2 separate regions of the Homo sapiens genome follow, and region 1 is linked to region 2. The links are chromatin contacts, found by Hi-C or POLR2A ChIA-PET in ENCODE. All regions are on one chromosome and are shown on one strand. The core of a region is the stretch at or near the end of the contact, and the rest is flanking DNA. Distances in the headings are between cores, read along the strand shown.

Region 1 (3,455 bases), core at 758-3,257, 62 kb before region 2:
CAGGTGAAGGTCAAGCTAGCAGGATCTCTCAAGCAGAGGCAGTAACGAGTCTCTGGCAATGTTCACTTGATCCTTCCAGGAATACCCATATCTCCATGAGACCTCCCATTGGAATATGCACAGGACTTTGCTCTATTGCAAATTAGCAAAGGGACCCCCTGGTCATTTTTGTTTTTTGTTTTTGTTTTTGTTTTTTTTTGAGATGGAGTTTCGTTCTTATTGCCCAGGCTGGAGTGCAATGGTGCGATCTCGGCTCACCGCAACCTCCGTCTCCCAGGTTCAAGCGATTCTCCTGCCTCAGCCTCCCAAGTAGCTGAGATTACAGGTGCACACAATCATGCCCAGCTAATTTTTACATTTTTAGTAGAGACGGGGTTTCACCATATTGGCCAGGCTGGTCTGGAACTCCTGACCGCAGGTGATCCAACTGCCTCGGCCTCCCAATGTGCTGGAATTACAGGCGTGAGCCACCATGCCTGGCCCCTGGTTGCTTTTTTAAGAAGCAGTGGTAGGGTTTTTTCAGCACTTGAGCACTTCTAGAAAGTGGTCTATAGCAAATATATAACCTGCAGGGCTAAGGACTTAGAGACTACATGCAGGTCTATTGTGCCCACAAATTCTCCTCTGTAACTGCCTTTCTCCCCACCCCCATATAGGCACGTGGCATTGAGACAAAGGGGTCAGGTGCCCATTAAGTTCATTTAGGGTTTGGTTCAGCTGGATGTTCCCTTTCCATCTGAGGTGTTATCAATCTTGGATTACTTGCTCTTAAAGCACAGAGACTGAGTCCCCAGACTGTCGCCCAGGGCAGTACATGGATAGATTCGTTGGTCAGGGATGTGCCTCACCCTTGAACAGATCTGACATTCCTTTTCGTAGGAGTGGAAATGGCCAATGTCCCACTTGGACCAATGTCTAAACAACTGTAATTTCTTTTAACATGTCTGTGCATTTTAAGGAAAATAAATGCCCCTGCTGGTAAGAAAAAAAAAAAAAAAAGCTCTTATTTGAAAAACAAGAATCTTAGCTTGAATGGGCAGGTTTTTTCTCCAAGGAGATTTGAGGTTGAAGAATTTAAGCCTTCAATGACCTTCACTTTTGAGGTTTTTGATTTAATTTTGGCTGCCCTTTTGCCACCAGGTGGTTAATGAAAGGGAAAGGTGTCACCTCAAAAACACTGGCCTCCTTTATTCATTCTTTCTTTTAGTCACCCATTTAGAAATTATTCACTGACCTACTGCTCAGCACAGGGCACTGAGGGGTTAAAGTTATGTGCTGAAATCAGAGTGCAGAGACTACAGCACAATTATTGGGCTCACCGAAGGTGCTTTGTTTTCATGGTTGAAAGGGAAGTGGACTGTGCCTTTGCTTCAGTAAATTTGACAAGAATAACAGGGTGGGTCCTTGGCTCCTCAAATTGGCTGGGAACCTGTCAGACCAAGTGTGCAAATGCACAGTTCACACACAGTGCCCTTCCTGCCTGGGAACGCCCCCAGGTAACTGATCAGTGGTTTTTTATGCAGAGGAAGTAAAATGGCATTTTTTACTTCCTGTGGGCAATTCATAACAGGAGCTGCCACTTACTGTGCACTTACTATGTGCCAGGTCTTGTCACCCAACATCTATGATCCTCACAACACCCTAACCTGGAAGGCATTATTTCTACTCTACAGATAACATCCCAGAGTCTCAGCCTCCTCCTGATACCTCCCAAGATCCCAGGTATAATACTGTAGCCTCCCAAGGCAGGAGAAGCAGAACTCAAGAAGGAAATGGGGTTATTCTAGGCAGCGGGACGCCCTTGCTGCTGTGCCCCAATTCGTTCCCCAGCACATGTTGCTAATTGTGATCACAGCATTCTCTGGCTTGCTATGCTGTGCAGTCCTTCTCAATACAGTGCTCCAAACAAACACTACCAGACATTCTGGATGGCAAGTGAGACGTAACCTATTTGCCACCAGTGCTTGCCACCAATGCCTGCTACCTGATAGCAGACACTGATAGCTCTTAAAACTAGAAAGGACCACAAAATTGATTTGGTCTAGACAGTGTGTGCTGTGGTCTTGAAGACCAGTCTCTCTAGTAGAATAAAGGTTATTTTCTTGCCATATTCCTCATGCTCAACACCTTCCTAGACCTTCTGTGCAGGTCTGATGTGCCATCCCAGACTCTGGGACGGGACAGCATGGTGGGGAAGCACATAGTTTGAAGTAGGAAAGACCTGGATTTGAATCCAGGCTCTGCCACTTGCTAATCATGAAACCCTGGACAAATTCCTGCCCCTTTTTGAGCCTTCATCTCCTACTCTGTAGAATGGAGATGATAACCATTATCCACCTACCTCATGGGGTAGTTATGAGGATCAAATGAGATCATGCATATAAGGATTTAGCTCTGTGCCTGACATGTAGTGAGCGTTCAATAGGCTAAAGCTTTCATTATTATCAGTGTGAATTATTAGTAGTAGTAGCTCCAGTGAAGTTCAAAGTGAGTGCCGTGTCCTGTTGCACTCTCTGCTTTCTGAGATGCTCATTTGTTTATGTTTCCGTGGCTTATTTCCAACTGGTGATTTCTTCCATGAGCTACTCTGTAGATCACTGGCATGAGGTCAACACCCCAATATTCTAGAAATCCCAGTTCCTGGGTAGAGCGTGAAATGTCTTTATGTGGTGTTTCCATCTGTACGCCCTTCTTCACCAGGTCCTTTCTGTTCTCTCTTCCTGTGGCCCTCTCGAGTTGGGCAATTAGTGAAGAAGACAAGCAAAGGGAGGAGGACCAAGAGGATCAACAAAATCCAGAAATCCTATTTTAAGGGAAGCTGGCTGTGTACCAGGGATTGTCCCAGGCTCTGGGACTGTGAGCATGACTGACCAAGTCCTGCCTTCATGGGCTTATGTCTCATGAAAAGGTCAACCAAAACCCAGAAAACAATTAAATAAAATTATCTTTCTAAAATGGGTCTGCCCTGCTAGCCTCTGTCTTAGCACCTTATCTGACTCATTCATGACAGAGATCACAATCTGTAATTACTTTGTTTTATTTTTACTCCAAACTAGTGGGCAGGGAACATGCCTGGCTCATTCACTGCTATATCCAAGGACCCAGAATGGGGTTTTGCGTGTCAAAAGTGCTCAGTGAACACAGAGCAAATGAACAAGTGACTTAGTGATGGTTTGTGAAATTTTCGTTCTGAGCCCAGAGTTTAAACTTCAGGCTACTTTTTTGTTGCTGGCAGTGGTCAGTCACCTCCCTATGTAAGAAAATTGAAAAGAAAATTCATTTTCATAATTCATGCAGTTTTTATTTTATAAAACATGTGGGTTCCTTAAGGAGATCATTCTATCCCAGATTGACTGTCTATGGCTGAATTAAAAAGACCATTGGAGGCCATTTGTCTTCTGGATTTGACACTTGGAGCAGGTGGCAGTATCTGGCAGGAACTGGGTTGGGGGAAC
Region 2 (3,286 bases), core at 317-2,816:
AGAAGACCTTTAGTCTGATACTTTGGTAGGGGTTTTCCATCTGCTGAGCTGGTAAAGTGTAAAATGTGAGGTTCAGGAGTGGGCAACTAAACAAATGAAGCTTTTGGAGGTAGCTTTGGATACTTATGAGATCCCTGACTCCCCATGCCATCAGCCTTCAAAACCTAACCTGTGAAACATCCTTGACATTTTCCTACTTTCTTCTCTTTGATATCGTTATGAAATAATTCCTTAGCCCTCATGGGTTTGTTTTTGGCCAAAGTGTATGGCTGTATCAATAGGTTATTATGCTTGTCTCCTAGTCTCAAAGAGCTTATGATCTTGTTGAGGGAAGCAAGACTTAGATATATAATATAAATCCTGAATAGTGCAAAAAAGTAAGAAGGCAGCTACTCATTTATGTGGTAGAGTCTCTTTTGTATATATTTGAATCAAAATGCTTCTAGTTGTGACAGAAACATAGCTCAAATTTCTTTAAGCAAATAGAGAATTTATGTTTAGGTAACAGAAAAGACCAGGTGTCATGCTTATGTAACAGTCAAACCTTCAGGCATGGCTGGATCCAGGTGCTTATTTTTGCTTAGGAATCTCTTTTTCTCCTCACTTCTCAGCTTTCATTTTTCCTTGTTGCTTTCATTCTCAGATATGCTCTCCCCTTCTGGTAGAAAGATGACCACAAACAATGAGTGCCAAGCTTACCCCCTTCTAACTTAAGGGTACTTTCTTGTCTAGTTTCTCTTGCAAAAATCCCAAGCCTGGTTCTCATGCCTCTTCCTGAACCAGTTACTAGAAGGAACTGAACCAGTTACTAGAAGGAAGGGTTGCTGATTGGTCAGTCCTGAGTCACATGTACTCCCAAAGAAACTGATAGCAGGCTCAGTCCCATTTTAACCATAAGCTCCGAGAATTGGGGAGAGGCAGTTTCCCTAAAGAAAGTTGTAGAGCCATGATCAGAAAAGGGAGGAACCAAAGCTGAGTGAGCCAAAGCCCCAGAATGCACCGCAGTATGAGCTGCTTGTTCTTGAAGCTCTTAAATAATTGGCTCCAGGTGGCCAGCATCACAAACAATGAAAGTCTTGAATAGAGTAGATGGACTCTGTTAAGCCTATAAAAATGAAGCCTCACCGAGTTGCTGTCATGTGATAAGAGCAATAACTTTAGTCGATTCTCAACTGCATTACAAAATAAAACTAAACAAACAGAAAATGTTGCTGCCTATTACTGATGATGGGTTTCTGAGATCCTAAATGGAATTTGTCAGAAAAGCTATCATCATGTAATTGGCATTTGTCAAATACCAAATCCCAGCAGAAAAGAACATAGAGAGGGATTGTTTCCCTCTTCCCAACTGCTGACTATAGTTTGGAAAAAGAATGAGGTCTCAAATTGGGCTGGATTCTTAAATTGGTGCTTTTGTGAACGTCATTTTAGAACTCATTCCACACCTGAATATTCTATAGCTTGTGAAGAATGTGGCGTGGAGTGCAGGGGTCTCTGTAAATGGAGTGGCATGGCTACTTTGTTGGCTGTGCCAGGAATATTAGCTGACGTTTACCATGCCTGGCACTGTGCCCTGTGCCTTCACTGCATCATCTCATGCAGTTTTCACAATAGCCCTATGAGGGAGGTACTCTTTTCATCCCCATTTTATAGGCGAGGAAACTGAGGCTCAGAAAGATTACTCACTCACCCAGGGTCTCAGAGCAAATTACTGGTGGAATCAGAATCCAGACTGGGGCTGCTACACTCCAGTATATGGATTCCTAACAGTGCTGCATAATTAACTGGCTTGTGTCACCCTGACCTTGTCACCTCACAGAGTTTCTTCACTCTTTTTTACAGGTATACATCGTTTAACAAAATCTTTAAACAGTGATGCCACTGAAGTGTTTTACTCTGAGAATCCTGTTATATCATTAGCTCTTAATGATGGGCTATAAATGAACTCCTAGATTTTTCTAATCCATTCCTTCCCACAGTTTCCAGAAAACACCCTAAACAATTGCTAAAGTGGACTGGATAGTAGTTCATTCCTCTCATTTTATCTTTAGGAAAGAAGGCAAGCACGTGGAAAGCTGACCAAGCTGGTCATCAGCTCTGAACTTAATAATTGCCAATAATCTTCAAAAACAGTATTGAGCTGTGAGACCTGGTAATTATATACTAGTGTGTAAATGGTTCAAAGGCTAGGCTTTTAAGCAAATTTGGGTTTGAATCATAATCCTGTCACTCTGACCTCAAAGAAGTAGTAGAGCCTGACCGAATCTCAGTTTCCTCATCTATAATGGGAGTCATTAGAAGGATTGAGCTCTAAAGGTTGTCCTGGGGATTAAAGGAGATGATACTTACAAAGTGCTCAGCACAATGCTGCCCCTAATTGTGATCAAAAAAGCCTGGCTGCTAGTAAAGCAACCATTTATGATTACTATTACTATTGTTATGTCCCATTCTTACTCCTTCCCCCTCCAAAATAAATACCACCACAACAAAATCTCCATTTTTATCACTGACATTTTGTAAACATCTTTTTCTTTGCAGTGGTTTGCAAAGCACCTTGCAATTTCCTCTCTTCTTAATTCCTGGAATTCTGTTTGAACTTGAATTGCTTAAAGCTCTCTGTTAAGCAAACTATCTCTTGTGTTTTTTCCTCTGATGTCCACAGGCTTTGAAACAGTAGCTTTTCCATAATCTTTGACAAAAGTTTGCACTAACTCCCTGAAGGACTGGTTTTAGTACAGCCTTCTCGTCCATCTGGCTCGTTCTGTTTTTTTTTTTTTTTTTTTCCTTTCCTCAAGATCTTTTCTCTTTGTTTAGTTTTTTAAAGGGGAATCTCTTGAAAGTCTCCTCTAACATATTCTTACTCCCCTTTTCAAGATTAAGCTGTTATCTTGGTGACAGGTACTGACAAATACCACATAGACTCACAAATGGTCATGTGGTTTGGCTCACAGATTAGTGCCTTTTTCAGGTGATAATTATCCCCTGGGCAGTTACAAAAGCTTTGTCATAAGAAGCTGATTATTTATTGCAACCCTGGTTCTGGCAGTTAAAATAACCTGGGGTCTAGTTATTTGGGGTTTTCTTTCTCTCCCCAAGGAACATCTCTGGAATTCATTTATGGCAAAAGAAATACACAAGGGCACATATCAGCTTTTTAATCAAGATAACCTCCCATCTGTAGAGCATTTCATAGATTCCAAAGCACTTCCAAGTCCACAATCTCCCAGTGAACTTGATTCTGGGAGCCAGTCAGATGTGTCTTTCCAAGCAAGGTGAAGGGCAGGAG

The links. A loop is a pair of places that touch in the nucleus more often than their neighbours do. ChIA-PET counts read pairs that join two places held with the same protein, here RNA polymerase II (POLR2A). Pooled maps may share reads with other maps.
Region 1: a loop to region 2 is called in a map of endothelial cell of hepatic sinusoid, with 3 times the contacts of the local background. The contact joins two enhancer-like sites. A Hi-C loop is called at or near these places in 1 of 168 maps with a recorded cell type or tissue (endothelial cell of hepatic sinusoid) and 3 of 50 pooled maps. POLR2A ChIA-PET finds 5 or more read pairs at or near these places in 5 of 52 experiments (CD4-positive, alpha-beta memory T cell, Caco-2, activated CD4-positive, alpha-beta T cell and 2 more).

What each region holds. Positions count from the first base shown.
Region 1 is chr3:56,885,648-56,889,102 of GRCh38, reverse strand. It overlaps a transcript of ARHGEF3 not described here. Among named protein-coding and RNA genes, the nearest start is that of ARHGEF3-AS1, 53 kb to the left of the region's middle. RefSeq lists a silencer at 1,513-1,572. Within about 2 kb of position 2,007, at least 4 of the 41 ENCODE cell types and tissues checked have a DNase peak (open chromatin) inside an H3K27ac peak, as active enhancers do.
Region 2 is chr3:56,823,484-56,826,769 of GRCh38, reverse strand. It overlaps a transcript of ARHGEF3 not described here. Among named protein-coding and RNA genes, the nearest start is that of ARHGEF3, 23 kb to the right of the region's middle. Within about 2 kb of position 1,566, at least 2 of the 41 ENCODE cell types and tissues checked have a DNase peak (open chromatin) inside an H3K27ac peak, as active enhancers do.